Regions from separate parts of the Homo sapiens genome. Here region 1 is linked to region 2. A link is an interaction called in ENCODE POLR2A ChIA-PET data of the cell type or tissue named here. Cell type or tissue: HepG2. All regions are shown on one strand. Links, peaks and the distances in the headings refer to the core of each region. The heading gives the core; the rest is flanking DNA. Region 1 overlaps DYM (dymeclin). Region 2 overlaps SMAD4 (SMAD family member 4).

What was found. Peaks named below come from ENCODE experiments on the same cell type or tissue, not always from the same donor. Only the 100,000 strongest peaks of a DNase experiment are listed, where the experiment ranks them.
Region 1: POLR2A ChIA-PET joins it to region 2 with 5 read pairs; 1 of 35 experiments calls an interaction of 5 or more read pairs at or near these places.

What each region holds. Positions count from the first base shown.
Region 1 is chr18:49,133,612-49,139,001 of GRCh38, reverse strand. All of the region lies in intron 15 of DYM (dymeclin), which reads left to right. Among named protein-coding and RNA genes, the nearest start is that of MIR4744, 87 kb to the right of the region's middle. In HepG2, for the core only: no CTCF peak of the experiment used is centred there; a DNase peak (open chromatin) is centred at 2,941.
Region 2 is chr18:51,035,482-51,040,871 of GRCh38, reverse strand. The region is part of intron 1 of SMAD4 (SMAD family member 4); the gene reads right to left. Among named protein-coding and RNA genes, the nearest start is that of SMAD4, 8.0 kb to the right of the region's middle. In HepG2, for the core only: no CTCF peak of the experiment used is centred there; a DNase peak (open chromatin) is centred at 2,551.

The DNA.
Region 1 (5,390 bases), core at 238-5,237, 1.9 Mb after region 2:
AGTCTAACTCTCGGAGAGATTGGCTATAACTGCTAATAAATTATGCATTCCACAATTAGGCCTTTTCTCCTATTTCTGGTATTACTCCTCATTTAATTGGAATTTCTAATGACGCTTGACTGAAACTCTTGAAAGTATTATAACATGAAGACTTAAATCGGACACTTCCTGTACTTCTGTATTCAGGTCTCAGTCTAAATCGTATTAATACTTACCTATCCTCCCTTTTCTCTGCTTTCATAGCATTTTTCACAATTTTCAGTTCTCCCCTACTGGACTCTAAATTCCAGTTAGTACAGTACCTGTTCATAATGCCACTGTTTAGTATTTGTTAAATAAATGACACATTTCATCTGGGAATATTGTGGTGTATAACTGATAGCTATTGGGAGAACTGATTAAATTGCATCAATTAGCCTGTTAATCTGAAGACGTTAATAAAACCTCCCCACCTGCCTAGATTACATTGAACCAAACCTACCAAAACCAGTAAATTACAGTGAAACAGAGACTGCTGGGCAGGTATTAAGTATCCATGTTATCAAGGCCCCTAGGAGGTGGAGGGAATATTCCGATAGCAACTGTTCTGGGATCTTTTGTAAAAGGCAATTTGCAACTGTGGTTTTTTGTGTGTGCAGTTAATGCCTTTTTAATTTCTCCCTCTGTGTCTTTGCCTTTCAGTTTTCTTATTCTTGTTGTTCAGCATGTCTGATTCCTCATCCAATTTACTCAAAATTTAATTGACATAAAGCTGAAGCCATTTAGAAGGTTATAATCATTCTTTTATTTGTCTTGTTGACATACCAAAGGGTTAGAGTTAGCAGTGACTATTGAATAATAACCAGTAAATTAGTTCAGATCATGGCACGGCATGTTTCTTATATATAAATCACATACATAAAAAAAGAAAAACCCCTTCCTAAACATTTTGCTTGATGAGGCAATTTTATTAAGAAGGCAATTAGATTACACACATTGGTTTTATACTACCATTTTCCTATTCTTTGGGCATAGAGATTTCTTGTTCACCTAACTCCCAGTGTAAAACCAAGGGGTTTTTAGAACTATTTTAACTGATCATTGGCTTTATTGATGAAATGTGGCAGAGATTTTCTAGTTGCTTCTGTGCACATTTAGGCGCTTCCCAAGGTTAAATGAGTTGTGTTCACTACAAAACACTTTCTGTTGCTCCCTATCTCTGTGATTGGTGCTAAGGTGGTGTGTACAGTCTGTCCCACTGGAACTGGTGCCTGTCTCATGACATCTCTGACTTTGGATCTTAGGGAAAGTATGGTTTGCTTTTAACTAAAGAAAAACTATCTGTTATTTATAAACTTAGAGGACAGCTGACCAAAGAGAATTATGGCCACCCTTTATCCAATGCTAAATTATCTACCCTTATTGTTCTTTCTTAATATTCCTACTAAATTAGGGGATGGCAGGGTTTCTAGAGTCAAAGGCAAAAATTCAGTCTTAATCAACATGGTTGATTATACATTTCTGTAGCATTTACAGTTAACAAGTCATTTTCAAATTAGTTCTCATAAAGGCAGGCAAGCATTATATTTCTACTTAACAAAAGAAAAGAAATTCTCAGATTAAATGAGTTGCTCAAACTCTGAGGTGATTATTTAGCAGAGTCAGGTCTAGAACTGAGGTCTTTTGACTCCCTGCCAGTATTCTTTCCATGTCACCAGGACAGGACTGAGAAAGTGTTCTGTTACTACTTGCCAAGTGTGAGGCCTGTACTGGGTGTGTTATTTAACTCATTCAGTTCTCATGGCACCACCATGATGAAGTAGGTCGGTGCAGGAAGGAAATGTCTACTTGTCACGTTGGTCATAGCAGAAGATATGCTGTGGTGGTCAGTTCAGTGTGTTCTGGTGATAGGATTGTCCTATGCAAATGTTACAAGGTCCACACATTGTAGAATCAGCTGCATCTTCATTCTGTACTGTCACTATACTTTGATAAGAAATGCTACCAAGTAAATTTTAGCTTTGTTGCCATTGATACTAGTATGAGTACTCAATGTTTTCTTGTTATAGTGTATTCATTACCATAAAATGTCTTTTACTTGCATTCTGTGTCTTCCTCTTAACAAAATCTTTTCCTTATACCCAAACCATTATGAGTGGATTAAAGAAATGCAATAGAAGAAAGGAGGGAGTTGGGTAGGGATCACATTCCTTCTTGCCAAGTAAACTTTGACTGAGAACACCCTTTAATAGCATTTTCCTGCATTTCTACATTAATATCAACTTTTCTTTGCCTCAAAAGAAGAGGATTTCCTTCATGCCTGATTAAGAGTATTTTTATTTCTGGTTTTATATTTTACATATTGAGAGTTGTTTCTACACACTTCTTCCCAAGAAGACTCTCAGGAAAATAAAATTAAGCATTTGTCTCTTCCAAAGAAATTGACACCATATAGCAAAATGACAGGCAGCTCCCAACTCATGGTGTAATTGATTGCTAGAATACGATTCCCAAGTGGAGCCGTTTTAAGTCAGACCCTTATAAATATTATACATATTAAGTCCTATCCCCCCAGACTAAATTCATTATAAAAACACAAAAATAGGTTACAACAAATGAAAAGTTTGTGTTTTAAAACCATGTAATCATAAAAGTAGCTAAAAATTGGGATATATATATAACATATATGTATGCTTTTGGGTTCCTTTGGGGCTTTGAAAATGTAAGTCCAGTGCTATTTGGACTGAAGACATCTTGTTATAGTAACACTTGCTGTAGTAAGGATTCTTCATTACACTCTAAGGACTTTCAAACTGTTTTTAAAATTAGTTTCTGCCACAGGAAATAAATTGCAAATTTAATACAGGATTGCCTCCTAAAGTTCTTGAATGGCAGTGGCTGGGCCACAGGGAGTTTCCATGGCAACCTCAGTGATCCCTTGCTCTAATTGTACCAGCAGACTGAGTTAGCTTCACTGCTGTTGACCTTGACTGACTCATGAGCATTAGCAGTTGTTTGGACAAAATGTAGGCATTGATGCCATTCATTAGACAACCATAAATACAACTTTTGGTCATGATTGTGAACTATAGTTATAATGCAGTGAGGTTTCAAAGCAGGCTGTCTCCAGTCAGGGTTACCTGTATTTCAGCACTAGACTTAAAATATTTTTTAAACATATACATAATATTTTCTCAGGAGATTAACCAGAGTTTAGTATAACAATAGCATTTAGGTTCTTAAAGATCTCAGATTCACAGCTTAGAGCATTTCATTGTAATGTACTTAAATGTTCTAAAATTCAAATTTCAGCCTGTTGGAAACACTTCTCTGTAAGAAGACATTAAAGTACAAGTCAGAAAACGTTAGTTTCTCTTAGTGCCTGATAGCCTTCTTATACCTCCTAAATACATCTGTACCTAATAAGAAACATTTGTTATTACCATTGCTTTTACTAGTAAGAGCAACAATTTCTTGAGCTGCTCCTCTGTATTAGGCATTGGGATAGGTGTTTTGCATGTTCATTGTCTCATTTCCACTCTTCTGTAATAGTTTTGTTGATAATGAAATCAAGGTTCAGACCCTCGCCCACGGTCATATAAGCAGTAAATAGTAGAACAAGGATTCAAAGGCAAGTCATAAGGAGCCTGGCCTGTTAACTCTTGTGCCACAGTGTTTCCTCTTGTATATCTGGCCAATTTTTCATACAACTGGGGAGTCTTTAATACACAGAGTAGTAGCTCCTGATTTGAATCTATGACAGTAGTTTTTTGTGTCTTCAGTAAAGTTCAGCATTCTTCAATTGTATTTGCAGTATTATTTCCAAGTGGAAATAGTCATTTTTTCTCTTTTTTAAAATGTTGTTTATTTACGTATCTGGAGAGAAGTGGTTTTTTTATGTTTTGTTTTTTTCCGAGATGGAGTTTTGCTCTTGTTGCCCAGGCTGGATCGCAGTGACACGATATCAGCTCACTGCAACCTCCGCCTCCCGGATTCAAGTGATTCTCCTGCCTCAGCCTCCCGAGTAGCTGGGATTACAGGTGTCTGCCACCACGCCCAGCTAATTTGTTGTATTTTTAGTAGAGATGGGGTTTCACCATGTTGACCAGGCTGGTCTCGAACTCCTGACCTTAGGTGATCCACCGCCTCAGCCTCCCAAAGTCCTGGAATTACTGGCGTGAGCCACCATGCCCGGCTGAGAAAAGTGTTTTTGATAGATTTCTGCCGTACAAAACTAGACAAGATTTTATAACTCCAAGGTGAAATAAATGACAAGGACTACATCTTATTTTATGTCCTTGGTATCTATTCTCAGTGCTTAAGACAATGCTACATGTCATGATGTTGGCACTCAGCTAATGTTTGTGAAATCATCGTGGTTATTTTCTATTCATTTTATTGTTTGTCTGTTTCAATAAACTGAGGATCTGTTTTGTCAAATTTTGTTAAACTGTGAGGTAGATTCACTTATTTCCATGTAGAAATAATTAAATCAAGACAGCATTCGTTTTATGTATTAATTATTCTAGAGGGAACTTTCCTTTTGAAAATAAAAATTCCTCAAGCATATTATTTGGCTTTTCACTAACAGTTCAAAAAATGCATCCTGTACTATTGCTTTTCTATTTTAATTTGCTAATTACTTGAAAAATAAAGTGAGGTGATATTTAATGCTGTTTGAAACGTAATCTCCTTATAAACCATTATGCAAAAGCTTACTCCTGCTGCTTCGCTAGAAATATCTTCATAAATGTCTAGATTTTCACCCAGTGAAGTTGGATCATTGGGGCTAATTGGTTTTTTTCTCCAACATTTTATTATTAAAATTTTCAAATATACAAAAAAGTTGAAAAATGTTGCAGTAAATGCCCATATACCTACCACCCAGATTCTTCAGTAAATTAACACTTTACTGGACTTGCTTTATTACCCTCTATTTATCTCTCTGTTCTTCTATCAATCAATCAATCCATCCTGTTTTATGCATTTCAAAGTTAGTTACATGATATCTCATTTTAATAGCTTCATGGTATTGCTTTGTCCAGATGTACTATAATTTAGTCAATCATCTACTATCGGACATTTGGAATTGTGGTAGGTATAATAATAGCCCCTGAAAAGTGTCCACATCCTATCCCCAGAACCTGTAGGTATGTTAAGTTACATAGCAAAAAGGACTTTGCAGATATAACTAAGGTTATGGACCTTAAAAGAGGGACATTAGACTGGTTATTCCAGATGGGTCTAACCTAAACACACAGGCCCTCAAAAGCAGAGAACTTTTTGTCCAGCCAAAGCAGGAGAGATGTACCAGATGGAGATCTCAGAGAGCTTCAAAGCTGAGTGGCATTTGACTTGCCATTGCTGGTTTGAAGATGAAGGAGGCAATGTGATGGGGAATGCAGGCACAG
Region 2 (5,390 bases), core at 319-5,318:
TAGGCCTATCTGAAAGGCACTAACATATACAGGTATTAGATGCAGTCAAGAGTTATGAGAGGTAAAGAGTTAGCAAGAAGAGACAGCTGATTCTTGTTATCTGCCTGTTGTTTTTCCTCTAGCCTTGCTATTAATTGTAAGCTGTCACCTGACGTTGACCATAGGTATACTAATAAATGGACGAGAAAGCCAAATAACCAAACTAATTAAGATACTCTCTAAAATTAAACAGGCTGAATACTGGCCAGAGAGAGGTTCTCATGTAAATTCATGTATTTTAGGTAAGGAGTGTTGACATTTTTTCTCAGATGTTAGTTTACTTTTGAATTAACTGTATTATATGTGTCAAACATGTATTTTCTAGAAGTTGTAAGTGTTTTGATCAGTGATCAATAAACTACTTACTATGGGAATATTTGAGAAAAGTGCTTAAAATTTTTTTTTTTTTTTGAGACAGAGTTTCACTGTGGCCCAGGCTGGAGTGCAGTGGTGCCATCTTGGCTCACTGCCACTTCTGCCTCCTGGGTTCAAGCGATTCTCCTGCCTCAGCCTCCCCAGTAGCTGGGACTACAGGGGCGCATCACCATGCCCAGCTAATTTTTGTATTATTAGCAGAGACAAGTTTCACCACGTTGGCCAGGATGGTCTCGATCTCCTGACCTCATGATCTGCCCGCCTTGGCCTCCCAAAGTGCTGGATTACAGGTATGAGCCACCATGCCCGGCGCAAAAGTGCTTAAATTTAACTAGGGGAGGAGAAAAAAGCTGGGCCTGGTAATATATCAATGTTATTACTAGGAATAAACTCTAAACTTAGGTTTACCAACAGGAAAAAAAGGTGTTCACGGTTAGTGCAACTGTCTGCAGCACAAGCTAAAGACTAAATCCTAGACAGCAAGTTGAGGTTCTTCAAACTGAGGGCAGTTGGCGAACTTCCAAGAGCACATTTATACAGCAATAAAAGCAACAAAAAGTTTTTTTTTAACTTTTAAGATGAATGACAAAGGACAAATCGAGATGTATGCTTCTTGTTTACCTATGTGTCTTAAATGTCATTTTGGTATGCCACCTTCAGTTTAAATGATCTTATTTAAAAATTACCCTTTTTGGATTAATAAATTAAAGGCTGTTAAAAGAAGAAATAACAAAGTACTATAGGTGGACATCAGTTTTTGTGTACCAGCATGTATTTCTCCATTTGTAAAACAGCAGTCTGATTTTCCAAGGAGAATCTCCCCATCTGGCCAGGTGGGACAATTCCCAGACTAACCAGAGCCACCCCCTGGCCACAGTGTTGTTTCTGATGAAAAAGAACGCAAGGCAGGCAAGTGACATAGCTCTAGCACTTCCGATGGAACTACGGGGGGTGGGGGGGTGGGGGGGTGGGGGGGGGAAGGCCCTCTTCATGCTTCCTTGAAGCTGGGGATAGTTAGCCTGCAAACTACCTGAGAAACAGAAAGAAAGCAAAGTCAAGAGTCCTGGTGATGCTGCTTGAAACCCTGGATATAGCAATCTGAGGTCAGCTCTATCTCCAGACCAAGCCAATGAATTCCCCTTTTTACTTAAGTCTGACTCTTACATGTTCCCTGATAACTGAACAGAAACTGAATGACTAACGTCCTTAGAAATAACAGCAATATAGTACAAACCATAAAAACAATTCAATCAATCAGTAATTTAGTCGATAATGCATAGAAATAGTTACTTTAAAACAGCAGCTGTCAAACTCTCTGATCTCAGGATCCCTTTATTCATATTCTTTTTCTGAGACATAGTCTCAGTCTGTTGCCCAGGCTGGACTGCAGAGGCATGTTCTCAGCTCTCTGCAACCTCCGCCTCCCAGGTTCAAGTGATTCTCGTGCCTCAGCCTCCCAAGTAGCTGGGATTACAGACATGTACCACCATGCCCAGCTAATTTTTGTATGTTTAGTAGAGAAAGGGTTTCGTCATGTTGGCCAAGTTGGACCTTTATTTATACTCTTCATTATTAAAGACACCAAATAGCTTTTATGCGGGCTATATACATTGATATTTATCATATTATAAATAAATAAAACTACTAAAATTTTTGGTATTTGCTTTATTAATTCATTTAAAATAATAAACCCATTACGTTAATATAAACATCTTATGAAAAACAGAATTTTCTAAAACAAAGTCAGGAATCAGAGTAACACTGTTTTACATCTTCACAAATTTCTCTTAATGCCTAGCTTAATAGGAGACAGCTGGATTCCCATATCTGCTTCTGCATTCAATCTGCTATGATATGTTGTTTTGTTTAAAGTACATGAAGAAAACGTGTCTCACATGGACAGCTAATTGGAAGAGAGGAGTATTTTAACAGCCTTCTCAGAAAACAATGGATATTCATCTTTTATTCAACACCAAAACTCAAGTGGCAATTCTGAAAGGTTAGTTGCAATGTGGAATTCACTGTATCAGTGAACTTTTTGGCTCTGGTGTATATAAAAATCCATTTGTCTATGTTGTACTTTGAACGGATCGCCTACCCATGCACGATTTTGTAACATGAATTGGTCATTTGGGAAAATATTGGTTCAATGAGTTACACAGATCTTCCCAGTGTTGACACACTTCCTCATACTGCCCCCCCCCCCACAGTCTCGCTCTGTAGCCTAGGCCCGAGTGCAGTGGTGCGATCCTAGCTTAATCCAGCCTTGAACTCCCTGGCTGAAGCAATCTTCTCACCTCACCCTCCTGAGCAGCTAGAACTACATGCCACTACACCTAATTTTTATATGTTATTGTAGAAACAGGGTCTCGAACTCTTGGCCAAAAGCAATTCTCCCACCTCCGCCTCCCACAGTGCTAGAAATATGGGTGTGCATCATCGTGCCCAGCCCAACATATTTTTTTTAATCACATTCCTTAATATCACCACCCATCTCATCAGAAAAGTCTTTAAGTATTAAGAAACTGGCAAGTCATAGTGACAGGAGTTTCCCAAAAATCTGATTTTCACTTGAAACATCAGATTTTAGCACTGGCTATAAATGTTCTCCTCGAAGTGGCCAGCTCACTTTATTCATTTCCAAGGAATTACCTGCCAAATACTCAAATCTAAATAGCTATCTGAGCTTATCTGTCATCCTGTTAAATAAAAATAAAAATGGTGTCCCACTAAAAAGCAGCTAGTTCAGCTTGCAGCTCAATAACACAAGTGCTTTTCCTAGAAAAGAACACTGTACTTCAATGTGCAGAAATGCTTTATGCATACTTCCCATTTAATCACACTATTAAAAAGACATACTCCAAGGTAGAGATTTTTTTAAAATTAAACCTTTTTACTGCTGCAGCAAGGGGATTATTAAGTGAAACCGGCATTTTTTCAAATGCTTATGTGTGTTTGACTATAAAGAACACAATGAGGACTCATATGTTTGGTATAACTGCCTAGAGTCATTTTAAAGTGCCAGCAGTTTACCCACCACTGCTCCTTCACCACCCATACAAATGTCCTCACAGTGAAAGGGCAAATAACGTCTCAGTTTCATTATGAAAATAATTTTGATTTTGTGAACCCCTTAAATATAAGGATCCTAGGGATCTCCAGGAGTCTGTGGACCATACTTTGGGAACCACTGTTTTAAAAGATGGTGGAAACCAAACTGAATTTTAATAACTGATAACTGAAAAATACATTTTATAAAACTTTTTTTGTTTTTTTGAGACAGTCTCGCTCTGTCAGCTAGGCTGGAGTGCAGTGGCACAATCTCAGCTCACTGCAACCTCTGTCTCCCAGGCTCAAGCAATTCTCTTGCCTCAGCCTCCCAAGAAGCTGGGATTACAGGCATGTGAGTAGCTGGGATTACAGGCATGTGCCACCATGCCCAATGAATTTTTGTATTTTTAGTAGAGACGGGGTTTCACCATGTTGGTCAGGCTGGTCTCAAACTCCTGACCTCAGGTAATCCGCACCCCCCTTGGCCTCCCAAAGTGCTGAGATTACAGGCGTGAGTCACCGCACCCGGCCTCATTTCATAAAACTTTTAACTGAAGCAGAGTTTCAAGTCATCTAGCTTATTCCTTCAAAGGGGGATGTATCAAAATCCCCCGCAGGTTAGGCCAGCTCCACTAACTAGAATCAAGGGTGGGGCTGTACCTTTAAAAAACACTCTGGAAGTCTGAGGTACTGTTAGTTTTACAAAGCATTGATCTAGTCTACAATCTTTACTTTACAAATTAAGTATCATGAGTATATGCAACTGATTAAAAAGACTAATTATATAGAAGTTGTATCATTTTTCCTTACAATTAGCCAGCCCCTTCATTATTTCAGCATCTATACACATTCTTCCTTCAACTAGTTTTAGTAGGCATATTTATGATGTAAGACACACCTAATGTGTTTATGTACAATGATTCCTGGCTTAGCTTACCCCATTAAATATTATTTCCGGTCATCCTTTCACTAGATTATTCAATTTTTACAAGGACTGCCCATCTACTGATAACATATGCTCTAGAATTCACTAGTGAATATCACTGACAAATATCCTTAATTCATCTTATATTTAGAAATACATTTTGACTTGAAAAGACCTGAGTAGCATACATTCATCCATATTAACATACAGAAATAATACCTTACTATAAAAATATATATTCGGTAGCATTCCTAGTTTTAAATCATAAATAAGATTTGGCTAGCCTGGGCAACAAAGCAAGACCCCCGCCCCCCCATTTCTACAAAACAGTTTTAAAAAAATCAGCCAGGCGTGGTGGTGCCGGCCTGTAGTCCTAGCTACTCTGGAGGCTGAGGCAAGATCTCTTGAACCCAGAAGTTGAAGGTTATAGAGGGCTATGATGATGTTACTGCACTCCATCCTGGGCAACCTGTCTCTAAAAAATAGATAAATAAAGCAGTAAGGATAAGCATACCAAAATAAACAAAACCTTTAGAATCAAGAGGCACTTTTTAAAAATAACACAGATTCCCATGCCTCCTCCACTCCATTCCCATTCTGAAGCAGCATGTGTGTTGCAATCAGATGGGAAAAAATATTTTTATTTTTTTAAATAGCTCTTCCAGAGACAGAGATGAAACTACTCCATAGCCCAGCACTTGGGAACTACTTCAGGTGATGTAAATGGAGAGCTGAACATGCCCTAGATGATCTCTACAGAAGTACTAGCTAGCTGGCCTAGCTGAGCAAATGTCTCACAGTGTATTAATTAAGCCCTGACAGAAAAAGCCCAATGCAACCTGCCTCTCAGAAACCAGTTAAGTGACTAGTTAATTGGGGGCTTGAAAATGTAAGGTTTACCAAGTAGATTAACGCCCTAAGAAGACAATTTGCATTGGGAGTTATATTTATTTATTTATTTATTTATTTTAGAGATGAGGTCTCACTTTGTTGCCCAGGC